2 separate regions of the Mus musculus genome follow, and region 1 is linked to region 2. A link is a loop called in an ENCODE intact Hi-C map of the cell type or tissue named here. Cell type or tissue: heart. All regions are shown on one strand. Links, peaks and the distances in the headings refer to the core of each region. The heading gives the core; the rest is flanking DNA.

Region 1 (8,336 bases), core at 8-8,007, 85 kb before region 2:
ATAGGACTGTTTATAGAAGCTGGGATCTTGGCTATGGCTCTACGATTCTTTACTTTTAGAAGGAAATAGACTTGGTGAATTTAATGAATGACCAGAAACCATTTAGAAAAGACAGCTTACATTTTAAAGAAGAAACCCACAGAGTTTGGTCTGTCTGCTGTTAGTTACCCTAGAAGACTATATTTAGCCACACATTCTAATTAACATTTCATGTGTATTTCCATATACTTTATGATGAAAAAATGCTACCAAATGTCCTATTTAAAAGCATATATTTCTGGCACAGTGGCACACAACCTGTAATAACAGGACTCAGACACAGAGAAAAAGGACTTTAGGTTCTATGTCAGCCTGAGTTACATAGCCAGACTCAGCCTCTAAGCAAACCAACAAAGTGTATTTGCATTTGACGAGTCTTAAATATTCCTTCATGAATGTCCTTTAGCTATAAATAACAGAATTACTTTTTTAAAAATTGTTTTTATTTAATGCATGTGGGATTTTTGCTTGCATGTATGGCTATATATCACATGTGTGCCTGGTGCCCTAGAAGGCCCTGGGACTGGTATCGCAGACAGCTTCCATATGGGTGCTGGGAATTGAACCTAGATCTGGAAGAGCAGTCAGTGCTCTAACCATGTCTACAGTCCATAGAATTACTTAAAAAATAATGTATGTGTATGAGTGCTCTGCTGCATGTACACCTGCATGCCAGAAGAGAGCATCAGGTCCCTTTATAGGTGGTCATGTGATTGCTGGGGATTGACTCCTGTCCTCTGGAAGAGCACCCAGTGCTCTTAACTACTAAGCTATCTCTCCAGCCCTAGAATTACTTTTGCTATCTAGAGTTTCATAACATTTTCAACTGGTTAACCATAACGTTTGCAGAATTAAAGACCTTCATGTTTTAGTGACCACTCTCTGGACTCCTGGCCTCTTCTTCATCCATGGCTAAGTTCTTGCCTGTGTCTTCTTTGTCTTCATATCCCTTTCTTCCAGCAATGGGATCTCAATACAGATAACCGTTCTACCATGGAACTCATCTCCAGCCCTTTCATAATACGTTCTGTTTTGGTTTTTAAGATAGAATCTCAGCTGGGTGAAGTGGCACACGCCTTTAATCCCAGTACTCTGGAGGCAGAGGCAGGCAGAGTTCTGTCAGAGGTCAGCTTTGCCAGGTCTACAAAGGAGGTTCCAGGACAGTCAGAACTACACAGTGAGATCCTCTCTTGAAAAACAAAGCACAAAACCAAACCAAACCAAAAAACCTAGAATCTCACTCTGTGGCCTTGGTTGACCTGGAATTCATTGTGTGGTTCAGGGTGGTTAAGGCTAGGAACAAACTTACAACAATCCTCCTGTCTCAACCCCAGAATGCTAGGATTACAAGTATTCTCTGAATGTGTTCTATTTCTGCATGTAATTATATTTATTATTGTGAAGGGTGTGTGTGTGTGTGTGTGTGTGTGTGTGTAGGCCAGAGAACAACTTGGGGGAGTCAGTCTTTTCTTCCACCATGTAGGCCTAGAGCTGGGTTGGTTGAACTCAGACCTCTAGGTTTGGCAGCAAGCACATTTTACCACCTAAGCCATTTTGTCAGCCCATTTTTTCTGTTCTTTATATGTCTAACAAAATAAGCCTGGGATAGGGGGTGATGGGTCACACCTCTTGTTGTGTCTTCATCTATATTCCACAACATTCTACATATTCTACAATAGCTGTTGTCTGACTCCAGATGTTGTGCTAAATTAAGTATTGCGGACTATCTATGACTGTTCTGTATATCTTCCATTACCAAGGTTAACCAGGAAGTGATCTCAAAACAAATCAAACTTTTGCCCCGTTTTTAAACCACATAAGACCTTATTAAATAGTACCCATGGGAAGTCTACCAGGAGTTAATGTTTGTAGCCATCACTATATCAACAAAGTCTTCCCATTGTCCAAAGGCCTACTTCCCACTGCCAGAACATCCCAGTGACTATAGTATTCGTTTGCTCAAACTAGCTTTGGAGCTAAAGTTAATAACTTCAGTTGTATACTTTATTTTATTGTACATGTCTAATCATCTAGAAAATATCACCTTTTCACAACCTAAATTTCATATATTTGATCTGAAGCAAACAAGTGATGATAATGATAATGACAATGACCATGGCTGGAGAGATGGCTCTGCAGTGAAAAGAGTTTGTAGAGGACCTGTATTCTGTCCCCAGCTTACAACTCTAGTGCCAGGAGATCCGACGCCCTCTTCTGGCTTTTAGATGAACTGCATGCATGTAGTACACAGATAAACACACAACTACCCATACATATAAGTACCGTTATTTTATTTTTAGGGTCTTGTGCATGCTAGGCAAGCACTTTACCACTGATCAGTAGTCCAAGCCTCACACATACATGAAAAATAAAATCTTTACATTATCATCATCATCATCAACAACAATAAATAAAATTGCCAATCTTGTGCTTTACAAAAACTGTGGGTTAAAAAAATAACCCTCTAAAAATGTAGAAACGGAAAACTATAGAGAGAGTCGACCACAGATGATCTTAGTCCTTCCTGTTGTGATTCTCATATGCAAAAAGAAAAAAAAAAGGTTCTTAAAAAAGCATGTTTTTTTCCCAATGAAACTAGACCCTTGCAATTTTGTACTTCTTCATTTGGGTTTGCCTATAAACTGAGTGGCTAATAGCTGCAACCCTTGTTGCTTTTTTTAGCTACAGCAATTCTTGACATCTGTTTGTGTTTAAATGATGACACAACATCAGAACACGCCGTGTCATCGTGTCACATTGTTATAGCACAACAAGAAAATTACAGCTCCCCAACAATAACATGGTGTCAGAAGTGTCCGCTTGGCGGTGAGTCAGTGCTCTAGAAGTTACAAGCTATTTTTAGCTCATCCAGTGCTTCTGAAGCTTGGGTTCTTAAGTCCTAGAGATGCAGAAAATCTAGGGGTGCAGTGGGAACAGGCCTTCCTTGGTTTCCAAGTACCCTTCTCTGGAAGGTATGGCTCCCCACCTTCCTGTCCTGGCCACATCAAACACGGATTCCATTGGGAAATTGCATGCATTTAAGGCTGGATTCCCAGTTCTTTTGCGCCAGGCCAGCATCCCTGTGGAGGAGTAGAAACTATAATTATCTTCCCGTCTGGGGTAAGCCCTAGGTTGACATCTCCCAGGTGACCCCAATGCACCCGGAGCGCAGTTCCTTGGCTGCTTAGGCGCGCGGTGCAGGCAGTCCCTGCGGGTCCCTGGGTCCTCTGAGACCCTTATCCGGGAAGACCGGTCCCCAATCTCCAACTCCAGGACGCGCGGCGGCGTTGCCATAACAACCGGCGCGCGCAGCCTCAGCGGAGGAAGTGACGAGAGTGGGTTGGCTGTTGTTGGGACACGTGACCAGGGTAGTGTTTTGACAGGGCAAACAGTGAGAGAAAGAGTAAAGAGCGAGCGAGCGAGGCGGGCAGGCAGCGGGGACGGTGGATGCGCGGGCGCAGCGTCTCGGCGTCTCGGCGTCTCGGCGGCCGCGGGGTAGATGCGCGCTGCGCTCGGGGAGGCGTGGCTCGGAGCACGGAGTGTGATGTGAGCGGCCGGGCGGCCGCAGAGAGCAGTGCCGGGAGGAGGAGCGAGGGGTCCCGGAGGGCGGCGAGCGGGCGGGCCATGGGAGCCGTTCCCGGGTGGGTTGAGCCACGCGTGGGTCGGCGCGGCTGAGGACATGCCCAGACTCTGCTGCTGACCGGCTCCGGCTGGAACCCGGCTACTGAAGCCTCGGAGGGGCTAGCCAGAGGGGATCCCCCGCAGGTGAGGCCCGGGGGGCTGCGGGGGCTGCTGCGCCCGAGCCCCTGCGGGGGTGCCTCGGTGCCCAGAGGCTACTGGACCGAGGGCTGCCTTAGCTCCTGTGGCCCGACTCTTCCTCCTCTGTGCCTGTACCTCCAGGGCATAAATAGATCCTGCTGGTGCTTCCGAGACGCTGTGTCAGAGGAGGACACCTTGGCCTGGAGAGCCCAGGGGCGGGGAACAGGGGTGCTAGGCCCGAGGACGCCGGGGGAGGCGGTGCGCAGACTTGAGCTGCTTTTTTTCGCCTTTCCTTCAGACCTGCCCAGGGTTCTGTCACCGCAGGTCTGCACCAGGAAGAGGCCCAACTTAGTAGTTTTCTTGCAAGATCCGGGGGAATTAAGACCCGTCTTTCTTTTTCTTTCTTATTTTTTTTTTTTTATGTTTATTTTGCTCTCTTAGCGTTTGGAAAACGAAGCAGAAGCCGTTGAGTCAGCCGTGTGCCGGTTGGAAGAACCCACACCTGTGTTTTACAGCACTTTGGGTGGAAATTGGATGCCAAAATGAAGCCAGACCGAGGTAAATGATTTATTTAAGTAGAGCTTGAGTTGTGTTTTGTTTCTCTGTCTCCTTCGGTGTTAACCTAATTTTCCGCAGGATCAACCATTCCTGTGTCAGACGTGACGAACTGTCTCTCTGAAGATACCAGACGCTGAGGGGAAAAAAAAGATGGACTTATGGAGTAGGTGGTTAAAGTCAGATGGGAAGGACCTGTTCTTAGAGAGTGTTTAGCAGGATGAAGGGGTCAAAGGAAGTGTTTGTTAGTGGCCACAGGCTTAGTATCCTTTTTAGTTGCAGTTCTTCAATTTTTTTAGGTGAAGTCAATCCAACTTCAGAAAAGTTTGTCAACTTTTGAAACTTGAGTTTGAACTTGATAAAAAGTAATATTTGTAGCCATTTGCATTTCATTCGCTGTTTGTTTGGGGTTTTTTTGGTGTGTTTTGTTTGTTTGTTGTTTGTTTTATAGATAGGGTTTTGTCAAGTTGTCTAGGCTGGCACAGGTCTTACCATGTAACCCAGGTAGGCCCAGAAGTCCCTAAGGATCCTTTTGCCTTCACCTGAAAAGCAGCATTACAGGCAATGTACCACTGTGGCCCCTCATTAGTTTTATGCTCTAAGGGAATTCCAATTGTTTTCAGAGTTCCCCAGCTTGAGTCTGTTATAGACAACTAGGGCCCAACTTTTCATTCTAAATCTGTATTTTCTACAGGTTTCAGATCTAAACCCTGAGGCTCTTTGTAGCCTTGGCTGTCCTGGAGTTCTGTTTGTAGTCAAGACTGACCTTGAACACACAGATCTGTCTGCCTCTGACTCCCAAGTGCAGTGATCAAAGCCTCGGGCTGTTAAGCCCGGTTCTAAGCCCATATTTTCAAGACTTAGAGAAGAATGTACATATCTTATTCCTCTCCCAACCCTGGCATGTGTTTTGATTGAAAAACAAAGGTTGTCACAAGCCCAGGAGATGGCTCAGTGGGTAAAGGTGCCACCAAGCCTGATCTGAGTTCGAACCCTAGAACCTACAAGATCCGAGAGAATCGACTGCTGAAAGTTGACCTCTGACCTCAGCCCATGCACATTTGCACACAGTGTACACAGAGACCCAATAACTAAATATTTTTAAAATAAATAAGAAATATCTTGAAAAGAATAAAAGGGTGTCACTACTACCCCAGTCTAGCCTACAGCTAGGATCCCCCCGCCTCAGTCTCCTAGGTGCAGAGATTACAGGCATACAGCACCACGCCAGCCTCATTTTGCTTTTCAAGGACATCAAAAGAACGTGTTCATCAACTTCTGATTAAGAATAAGGACAGCTCTGAGGGCTGTTTGATATGGTAGTGGTTTAGGAGTGAGGACTTCTTTGATGTGAGTTTGATTCCAAGGAATTGTACAGCAGGTATTGGCGCGTTTGGAAGGAAGGACTAGACAACAGCACTCATCCAAATCTGGGGTTTCAGGATTGGAAATAGTGATTTATCCACCGAGGTGGATTTACAAGAACCTATGCAAATATATATATATGAAAATTGTTATTTTCATATATATGCATATTATACATATATATTTCAAAGTGATTAGAAATACAACTTGTCTAGAACAATACAGCTTTTGGTCATAATAGCTATTAAAATATACTAGGGAGGAGTAGGAGACAGCTATATTTAATTTCAGACTTCAAATTAGTCTTGAATGCTTTACTGTTAAGTAAAATAGGTTTGTGGTTAATGCCTGCTGAAGTGTCATCGAGTGCATCGCTCCTGAGAGGACTGCTGTGGACCATGCTAAGTTTAGATTTTTAGATTACATCAGTGACTGGAAAAACTAGCTCCGAGGTCAGAAGCTGCATCTCAGAATAAACAAGCAAATGAAATCAAAGTCACTGTTTGTCTTGGATTATTGTTAAAAAGTCGCTTTAAAGCCGCAGTAGTGGAAAAACTAGCATTTACAGCAGAGACTCTAGACAAGTTGTTTTATCTCAGGTGGGACTGTAACTAAGCAATACAAGGTTTAGTCATAGATGGATCCAAGTTAGTAAGGAAAATAACCCACTTGTCAAGATTCCCAGGGGAGTGAGTTTCTTAACCCCCTTTATCGTTCTCAGGGAGAAGTGGAGTGATCCCAAGGCCAGGGTTGAGCTTTTATCCCATAAAAGCATTAACTGTCTGGTTCATGGATATTTTGGGGGGAGGGGAAACAAGATTCAGAATAATTACAAATTCTTACTTAAACTACTACAGAAACACTAAAGTAAGTTTTTCACAGATTTTTTTTTTCCATTACTATGTACAGCATGCTCTAGTATGGCTTTCTTTAGCCCAGGCTTGCTTTGTAGCTGAGGCATTGAACTCCTGATTCTCTTGCCTCCATTGGGCAAGTGCTGCCTTTTATTCTAGTAAAAAGAAAGAGAGGCTGGGGAACTGGCTCTGCAGTTCAGAGCGCTCACTTGCTGCTCTCCCAGAGGAACTGAGGTCAGGTTCCAGCACCCATGTCGGGTGGCTCACAAGTACCTGTCACTCCAACTCCAGGGGATCTGAGGCCCTCTTCTGGCCATCACACACACACACACACAGATACACATGCACTCACACAGACGCACATATGAGCACACATGCTTTTTTTTTTTAATATTTACTTTTTTTTTAATTTTCCTCGTTTACATTTAAAATGCTATCCCAAAGGTCCCCCATACCCACCCCCCCAATCCCCTACCCACCTACTCCCCCTTTTTGGCCCTGGCGTTCCCCTGTACTGGGGCATATAAAGTTTGCAAGTCCAATGGGCCTCTCTTTGCAGTGATGGCCGACTAGGCCATCTTTTGATACATATGCAGCTAAAGACAAGAGCTCCCGGGTACTGGTTAGTTCATATTGTTGTTCCACCTATAGGGTTGCAGTTCCCTTTAGCTCCTTGGGTACTTTCTCTAGCTCCTCCATAAGGGGCCGTGTGACCCATCCAATAGCTGACTGTGATCATCCACTTCTGTGTTTGCTAGGCCCCGGCATAGTCTCATAAGAGAGAGCTATATCTGGGTCCTTTCAGCGAAATCTTGCTAATGTATGCAATGGTGTCAGCATTTGGAAGCTGATTATGGGATGGATCCCTGCATATGGCAATCACTAGATGGTCCATCCTTTCGTCACAGCTCCAAATTTTGTCTCTGTAACTCCTTCTATGGGTGTTTTGTTCCCATTTTTAAGAAAGGGTAAAGTGTCCACACTTTGGTCTTTGTTCTTCTTGAATTTCATGCGTTTGGCAAGTTGTATCTTATATCTTGGGTATCCTAAGTTTCTGGGCTAATATCCACTTATCAGTGAGTACATATTGTGTGAGTTCCTTTGTGATTGGGTTACTTCACTCAGGATGATACCCTCCAGGTCCATCCATTTGCCTAGGAATTTCATTTTTTTAATAGCTGAGTAGTATTCCATTGTGTAAATGTACCACATTTTCTGTATCCATTCCTCTGTTGAGGGGCATCTGGGTTCTTTCCAGCTTCTGGCTATTATAAACAAGGCTGCTATGAACATAGTGGAGCATGGCACACATGCTTTTTAAGGGGAAAAGCGTGTGTACAATCCATATAATCTAACCTCAGTTGATGACAGAGGGGGGACTGCTGAAAATTGCAGCTCTGTACTACATCAGAATCTAGAGAAACTAGGTAAGTTTGTGATACTTCCTTCTTGTCTCTAACTTCAACCACTCCACTATTTATTCTCTGTTTATATCTGATGTTATGGCCCCCCTGTATTAGCAGTCTTTGTCAATGATATACTTATTCTTGCTCCTTATTTTTTCTGCTTTTAGTCTGTGCCCTGGAGAACTTGATGATCCTGCCTGATACCAGGTTCTCTGTAAAATGAGAGTAAATGAGTGACCCTCAGGTGCTCACCCAAGAACTGTAAAGTGTGTGTTTTAATGTAGAGACTCAAAACTATTTGCTTAGTAGGGTACAGCCATGTCTATCTACCCTTGTTTTGGGTTTTGGTTTTGGTTTT
Region 2 (8,336 bases), core at 177-8,176:
ATGTATAGCTGTGTCGACAGATGCAGATGCTTTGCGTTGTGTTTCATGCTTTCTATAAGTTGTAGGTAGCTGCAGTCCAGATGGAGAAAAATACCAGCAACAGAAACAGAACCGTATTTCCTTGAACCCATTGCTGTTTCTTGGTCGACTGACTTGAAATTTTGGTTACACCAGGAATCAGTCATAGGAGGAAGGGTCATTTCACTTGAGGCCAGACTTGAGCTATACTCCCAACTATGAGTCCATCTTGTGGAGCTGCATAGTTAAGTCCCTCCCTGGCTTTAAACAGAAAGGGGAGTGGGGAGGAATGACCACTATCTAGGGATCAGAGGAGAGCATTTTGGGCAATGGAGCACTGCAGCTCAGTGCGTGCAGTCTTAAAGATTAAAGTACACGAGTTATGGTGGTGCTGAATAGTGTTCTAACAGCCTCTGGGAACTGAGGTCTGTCTAAAGCTGCTTTGTTCAGTTCCAGCTTCCTACAGAATATACCACTGGGAGTGAAAATGGCCTGCCTCCAAACGCCGGCCCTTCTCGCTCCCAGTTCTGGTATCTTGGGCACAGGGCAAAATCTCCATGTCCATATTTCCTGGCTTCTATTTCCTCTTTTCTTAGGTTGGAACACTGCTGTAGGGTAACACAGGGACAGAGAATGTTTCTTTGTTTAGAGGTGGGACTCAGGAAACCCAAGCTAGCTCAAACTTGCTCTGTTGCTCAGGATGGCCTTGACTTCTTGATCCTCCTGCTCTGCTTCTCTCGTGTTGTGATTACAGATGTGCACCACCACACTTAACACCTTCTTTTCTCCTCATGTGGGTGAGCATTGCACTGGGACCAGAGGCAGGCTTTATGGCTCTTGTTGGCAGTGTTACTGGAGGAAGAATGGCTTATCAGATAGTTCCACAAAACAGGACTTTGCCCCTGAGGAATTTTCCATTTGCTCAGCCTGTCTCCCCAAAATTCAGATTTGCCCTGACAGGAATGTTGTTATCTATTTTAGGAGTAAATATATATTGATTTTCTGTCTTTGTTTCCCTTTCTTCTCTGTCTGCCTGCTCTCTCTCTCTCTCTCTCTCTCTCTCTCTCTCTGCAGCTAAAACTTGCAGAGAATTTTTATTGGTTTTTTTTGTTTGTTTCTTTTGGTTTTTCAAAACAGGGTTTCTCTGTGTAGCCCTGGCTGTCCTGGAACTCACTTTGTAGACCAGGCTGACCTCGAACTCAGAAATCCACCTGCCTCTGCCTCCCAAGTGCTGGGATTATAGGCGTGCACCACCACTGCCCGGCGAATTTTTATTGTTAATACATTTATTTGTACAGCAGACAATAGAGTTACAGAATTGCTGTATCATTAGGGTTCAATGATGCTTAGAAGTCAATTTTTGGAACAGTGGTTATCAGTTTATCATTTTTATATAGATATTTTTATTCATTTTAGGAACAGATTTCTTTTTTAAAAAGATTTATTTATTTGATGTGAGTACATTGTTGCTGTCTACAGACACACCAGAAGAGGGCATCGGATCCCATTACAGATGGTGGTGAGTTATCATGTGGTTGCTGAGAATTGAACTCAAGGACCTTTGGAAGAGCAGTCAATGTTCTTAGCTGCTGAGCCATCTCTCCAGCCCAGGAACAGATTTCTTTACACATACATTTCTCCTGTGTCCCTTGTTACATTTTAACCCCAAATTTACTCATATTCATATAATGTATAGTATTTTATTAATAAAAATATTAGTTAGCTGTGTCCACTAGCCTGACTAGTACAGTCTCCTTCTCTATACAGGTCTACTCAAGTGAAAAACACTGAGAGGCTAAAGCAGGAGGTTTGCTGTGACTGAGGCCAGAGTGAGACCCTGTCTGGAACAAAAGAGCCAGGAACAGTGACACATGCAGGCAGGCAGATTTCTGTGAGTTCTAGAACAGCTAGAAAAAAAAATACTTTGATTCCCTCTCTCCCCACCCCCATACAGCAGAGTTGTAGGGAAGCACAGAAGGTTAATTTGTCAGTATAGAATGGTAACAAATATGCTGCTGCTGTTGTTGTTGAGTTTTGGTTTTGGCGACTCGCCTTCATGTAGTTTAGGCTGGGCTTGAATTCATACCTAGCTGAAACTGGCCTTGAACTGAAGTTCCTCTCTCCCTCTCTCCACTTGGAAAGTTCCGGGATTACAGGTTGCAAAGTCCTGGAACTACAGTTGATTTGGGGACAAACTGAGCCATTCTCAAGGGATATCTTTGTCCAAGAGTTAGCCTCTTAAACCCTTTTATCTTAAATTGTTACTTGGCTGGTTAACCCTTTCCTTCCTTCTCCAACAAGAACTCTTAATCGTTTTGTTTTTCAAACTGAAGTATCAGTCAAGACTTCCTGTCTGAAATTCTGCACATGCTGGGGTTTTGGGTTTGCTTGGCCTTTGTAATTGTTATTGTTGTTGTCTTGTTTTAGTTTACTTTTGACACGGGGCCTCACATAGCCCAGGCTAGCCTCAAACTCAAGCTGAGGATAACTTTGAACTTCTTGATCCTTCTGCCTCTACCTCCCCAGTCCTAGGACTTCAAGCATTGCACCACTATACTTGTTTAATCTGCTGCTTGGAGTCAAACGCAGGGACAGTCATTCCAGGCAACCCATCCATCTGCTACTGAGCCAACTTCCAAGCTCTCTCTCTCTCTCTCTCTCTCTCTCTCTGTGTGTGTGTGTGTGAGAGAGAGAGAGAGAGAGAGAGAGAGAGAGAGAGAGAGAGAGAGAGAGAGAGATTGAATGCAGGGACTTGCCCGTGCTAAGCAAACTCTCTACCACTGTGCCAGGGCCTCACTAAATCCCCCAGGGTGGCCTTTGATTTACTCTATAACCTAAGCATACATAAACTTGCCACACTTCCGCTTCAGCCTCCCAGACAGCTGGGATTACAGTCCTATGCCAGAGGGCTCAGCTTTGATTTTGATGTCTTCCACATTCCATATCCAATGACTCTGAGGTTTTGATTGTTCTCCTGTCTTCCAGAACTGCTTGCATTGCCTTCTGATTCTTACTAGTTAACTATATAAGTCTGCCTTAGCCCCAGATTTCTAAGGGACATTTCCTTGGAACCAAATGTGCCAGCAGCTATAAGATGCTTAGTAGAATGACGAATAAATATGAAGCTACGGACTTGACAGTTAAGAAAATCATTGCTTTGAAAATCAATGTTTTGAGCTGACTGCCGTGGGAGAGCAAGGAATGGAAGCTGAATTGATTTATCAGTGATTTATTGCATGGGAAATATCAAGGTCTGGGAGTAAAATATTGACTTCTTCCCTGCTGTGGCTAACATGAAGAGGAATGGTGACATTACTAAAGTAATCACAATTCCTGTGTAATGGTGCTGTGCTTGTTGTAGAACTCTCCGGAGCAGTGGTAGCTTGAAGAGGTTGATCTAAGAAGAAAAGGTGGCGCTGAGGCAAGGTTAGAGAACAGAGGAAGTAAAGATGGATGGGGTTAAACTGAAGCAGAGGTACTGCCAAGCAAGCAGAGGACTAAATAGGAGGTCAGGGTTGTCTGGAAAGGCGGGGGAAGTGGAGGGGAGGGGGAACACAGCGCCACAGACCAACTACAATTCCCAGGAAGCACTGTGCGCCCATGGACGGAAGTGAGGTGAGGCGCGAGCCGCAACCTTTGAGGGAAAGAGGAAGTGCTCGGGCGTCGCAGGGCCGGAGGCGCGGGGATAGGTAGGTAAGGGCGCGGCGCGGGAGCCTGGCGGGCCTGGGCTGCGGGAGCTACGGCGGGCGGGAGCCCGGGGCCCGTGTCGTCACAAGGCGGCGGTAGCCGCCGGCCCGGCGGGCAGCGGGGCAGGCAGAAGGTGGCGGGCGGTCTTGCCTCCCGGTAATCTGTCTTCTCCCGGCGTCTCTTCTGCAGAAGGAGCACCATGTCCGCGGAAGTCCCCGAGGCAGCGTCTGCGGAGGAGCAAAAGGTGAGTGTGCCGGAGGACCCGGGGAACCCTCGAGACCCGCGGGATCCGCGGGACCTGGTGTGGCGGGAACCTTGGCTGGCGGGCCCGCGGGAGCGAGGGCGGCCTGGAGCCCTCCGCCGACGGCTCCTCCCGCAACCGGGGAGGGCCCTGGCGAGTGGAAAGGAACCGATCCGCTCCCGAGCCTCGGTGTAGCACCCAAGTGTACCAGGCAGCTAGGACTCCGGCCCATGTTAGGGACCCAGGTTCTGTAGTGGGCTTTGATTTGCTCAGGACGTTGTCCCTCCGGAAGCGCTCGGGCCACTTGTGAGCTTGCAGGGAACTCTTTAAGGTGGTGTCTCCATTCAGGCAGCGATGCAGGGCTCGGTTATTAGGGTTGTGAGTTGTGTGGCCTCGTGATCTCTTTCCTGAACCCTTTGGGCTTCAGTCTTCTTATCGGTAAAGTCCCGGTAATAGTACCTACGTCCCGCGACGGCTGTGAGGCCCAAACGAAAAACCCAGCACAACTTCTGCTCAAAAAAAAAAAAAAAAAAAAAAGCTAGCTGATGGGCTTTGCATGTGGCACTTGACTAAAAATCGAGAATTGGAGCTTTAGGAAATTTCACTACCTTAGATATTTCTCGAATCATGGGGATATATTTGTCAGCTCATTTGTATGTCTCTGTTGAAGGGAAATGTGCTAGCAGCACACCTACGAGTTTGAGGCCTGTATGCTTATGTAGTGCCTGCCCATTCCGTCGTAATTATTATGATGCTTTGACTTCCAGGGTACATGGAGTCAGTTAGCTAACAAAGGAGAAAAGTCATGAGTTCCCAACAATTTTTCTTTAAAAACAAACAAAAAATCCCAAATTGGGCCTTTAATCCCAGTACTCAGGCAGAAGCTAGAGGAATTTTGTGAGTCCCAGGCCAGCTGGAAGTACATAATGAAATCCTGTCTCAAAATTTATTAATTGATTGATAATTAATACCAAACTGCTTTACTGTATATGGAATTTGGTCTAATGTTTAAACGTAATCCTTATACTAATGTTGCACTGTAGATTAGTGGGTTTTGCTCATTCCATATATTCTAATCATGTCAACTTACCCTTTATTATTTCTTCCATTGTCATAGTTCTCTTCTGATAGTAATTGTAAGTTAACTGGCGAAAAGAAGGAAAACAAGGATAATAAAAACAGTAGGCAGTTATAATGTTGTGTCATATTATACTTTGCAAAACGAAGGATTTATCCTTTCTTCCCTCCCTTCCTCTCTCCCTCCTTCCTCCCTTCCTTCCTTCCTTCCTTCCTTCCTTTCCTTCCTTCCTTCCTTCTGTAGTAGGACCTCTGGGACACTGAGCTCTATTCCTGGGGTTCCCGCTCCCCCCATTTTTGTGAAACAGCATGAGAGGGAGAATTATGTGTGTGCAAGCAAACACTTTCTGACTGACTATGCCCAGCCCCTCTTTTGTCTTTTTGAGACTGGGGCTGGTGTAGCTCGGTTACCTAGAGAGGATAGCCCTGAAACTATTGATCTATAACCATGCTGGCCCTCACCTTCCTGATTTCAGCTTTGAAATGATTTCACTAAGTTGCCCAGGCAACTTGAACTCACTTTGTAGTCCAGCCAGGCTTTGAATTTGGGATCCTCTAGGCGCAGACACCAGGTGACTCAGGTTACAAGCCTGTGCCTGTGCCACGAGGCCCAGCTGAGCAATAGATTTTTTTGAAGCCCCCCCCCCCCCAGCCCAATGCATATAGTTTAAAGGTTACAGGTTTTTTTAGCAATAATCTTAAATATTACCTGTTCATATTGCAAAGTTTTTGGTATGTTTATAACTGCTTTGGATTTAGGAACTCAAAGGCCATGTCTGTCTGTCTTTTCCTAAGTACGCTGAAATGAAGCTCAGTTTGAATTTGCTACCTAGTAGTGTGGTGGATAATTTTCTTTCTAAAAAATTTGTTGTGTGTTGGGGGTATCTGTATAGAGATCAGAAAACAGCCTGTGGGGGGTCTGTTTTCTCCTTCCACCATGAGAGTTCCGGATTGAACTTGGATTGTAAGAATTGGTGGCTAGAGTCTGTACCCACTGAGTCATCTTGCTGGCCCCTGTTTAATTATTTTTTTAGGAAGAGGCTCACTCTGTAGTCCTGGCTGGCCTTTAACTTGAAGTGCTCTGGCTTTAAGCCCCCAAGTTCAAGGATTACAGTGGCGCTGCCACTACACCCAACTAAAATAATTTTGGGTAATGCTTGTTAATATGTTGCTAAGGTTTGAAATACTGATTTCTAGAGTATAAGTACTTTTGATTAAAATAGCCTAATATAGGGCTATAGAGATGGTCCAGTGGTTAAAAGTACTGCCTGCTCTTCAGAGGACCCAGGTTCAGTACCCAGCACCCACATGGCAGCAGCTCACAACTGTAACTCCAGGATCCAGCACCCTCACCCAGACATGATGCAGGCAAAACCAAGAGTGTACATAAAATAATTTTTCAAAATATCCTAATACAATACCTAATATCAGGGATAACTTTTAATCTTTTCTCTCTATGCTTTGTTTCTCTCCTCGAGCATTTTTAGGACTTGTTGTCTAGCTACTGTCATTAATACCAGCAAGAGGGTGTGGGAAATGTAATGTCCCTTTTTGAAATGAAGATTGGCTGTACATTGTAAATGCCTGTGGCATGGACACTATCCTTAAACAGGAGGAAAATGTGCAAAGTCACTTCTGTGTTCCCGTGAGCCAGATCACCTGTTTCTTCTGTTTGGAAGAGCAGTTACATGACCTGAAAAGTTGATTATTGTCTCTGTACCCAGTTGACCTTCAATTAAAGCTTAAGTATTCAGCTAAAAATACTTTTAAGGTTTTATAGTGGGTTAGTTTGTTGTTTCTAAAAGTTTAAGATACTTGGACCCTGCATGAAATAAGACAAGGTTAATGATTCTCCCCTTCTGAATGGTGTACGCTCACATTAAGAGAAGAAATTCACAGACTGGTGGAAATAAAATTAAAAAGCAAAGGTTAAAAAGAGAAGGAAATCAGACAGCCCCCTATTTTTAATTAGGATAATAGGTAAATATGTGTGAGCATAAAAGTACACAGATATCTCTCTTTAGTTTGTACCAGTCTTAAACAGAAACTAAACAAAGTCAGTCTATAAACTGTTCATTGTAGCTGGTATTGTACTGAAACTAAATATCTAATATATTGAGAAATGCTAGCAGGTTAAAAGTTAACTATCCCATAGGACAGGTGATGACAAGTTCTCCTTTAATATAAGCTATGAGGTCATTTAACTATTTAGAACCGAAGTTAACTTAACATTTTAAAATTACCTCTAGCTAGCTATAGTAGTTTACCTAATAATCCCAGCAGTCAGGAGGCAGAAGCTCTATGAGTTCAGGACCAACCTGAGCTACTTAACTCAGTATAATACAGTGAGCCCCCAAACCTTAACTTTGACCCACTTTAAAAATATGAACAAAACTAAATTTGTGATGTATATATGTGTGCTGCAGCTTAGGTTGTTTGGTTTTTGTTTGTTTTCTAAGATGCCATTAGCAAGTTTTCTAGAGATTATTTTAATTAAACTAAGTGACATGTCTGAGGAAAGACTAGCTGAAGTAGAGCTCTCAACTGAAATAATTGTGTTAAAAGAACACTGGGCCAGGCTGGAGTGATGGCTCAGTTAAAGAACACTGGCTGCTCTTTCAGAGCAACTGGTTTGATTCCCAGCACCCACTTGGTGGCTTATAGCCATCTGTAACTGCAGGTTCAGAGGATCCAGTGTCCTCTTCTGACCTCTATGGGCACATAAGTAGTATACAGACATTCGTATAGACAAAACATACAAACTTAAAAATAATAATTTTTTTTTTAAAGATATGGGCAGGATGTGGTGGCACACACCTTGAATCTCAGTGTTCTGGAGGCAGAGGCAGGTGGATCTCTGAGTTTGAGGCCACCCTGGTCTACATTGTGATTTTTGAAGCAGCAAGGGCTATATATAGAGACCCTGTCTCAAAAATATGTATACATTTTTGGTTGTGAGCAAAGCCTTTAAGGGCTGAGTAACCACAAGGTGGCTCACAACCAACTGTAATTGGATCCGATGCCCTCTTCAGGTATATCTGAAGACAGCTACAGTGTACTCATATAAATAAAATAAACAAAATCTTAATTTATATATATGCCATGTATGTATAATATATATAATATAATTTTAAAAGTTAAAAGAAGCCAAGCTTGGTGAATTGTGAAGAGGAAGGGAACTGGAAAATATGTTTCAGTGTAAAACCTCTAGTTCCATTCTGGATACAAGTTCTCTCAAAGGCTGCCTAGAAGTGGATGGTGCTGGGTGACCTTGGACAGTCCTGTCTGAGAGTAACTTTGTCTGACCCAATTG

What was found. Peaks named below come from ENCODE experiments on the same cell type or tissue, not always from the same donor. Only the 100,000 strongest peaks of a DNase experiment are listed, where the experiment ranks them.
Region 1: it touches region 2 in a loop (3-fold over the local background); 7 of 42 quality-filtered maps call a loop at or near these places.

Annotation. Positions count from the first base shown.
Region 1 is chr9:74,949,475-74,957,810 of GRCm38, forward strand. It overlaps Fam214a (family with sequence similarity 214, member A), which reads left to right and starts at 3,579. Exons shown (of 13, transcript NM_001113283.1): 1 at 3,579-3,804; 2 at 4,240-4,356. The coding sequence starts at 4,341. In heart, for the core only: CTCF peaks have their summits at 2,264 (motif pointing left), 2,881 and 4,056; DNase peaks (open chromatin) are centred at 3,447 and 3,947; H3K4me3 peaks cover 2,011 bases; H3K27ac peaks cover 1,564 bases.
Region 2 is chr9:75,034,013-75,042,348 of GRCm38, forward strand. Arpp19 (cAMP-regulated phosphoprotein 19) reads left to right here and starts at 3,720. Exons shown (of 3, transcript NM_021548.4): 1 at 3,720-3,949. The coding sequence starts at 3,905. Gm51714 (a long non-coding RNA gene) reads right to left here. Exons shown (of 2, transcript XR_003948357.1): 1 at 4,555-8,336; 2 at 3,232-4,455. In heart, for the core only: a CTCF peak has its summit at 3,624; a DNase peak (open chromatin) is centred at 3,639; H3K4me3 peaks cover 2,419 bases; H3K27ac peaks cover 1,553 bases.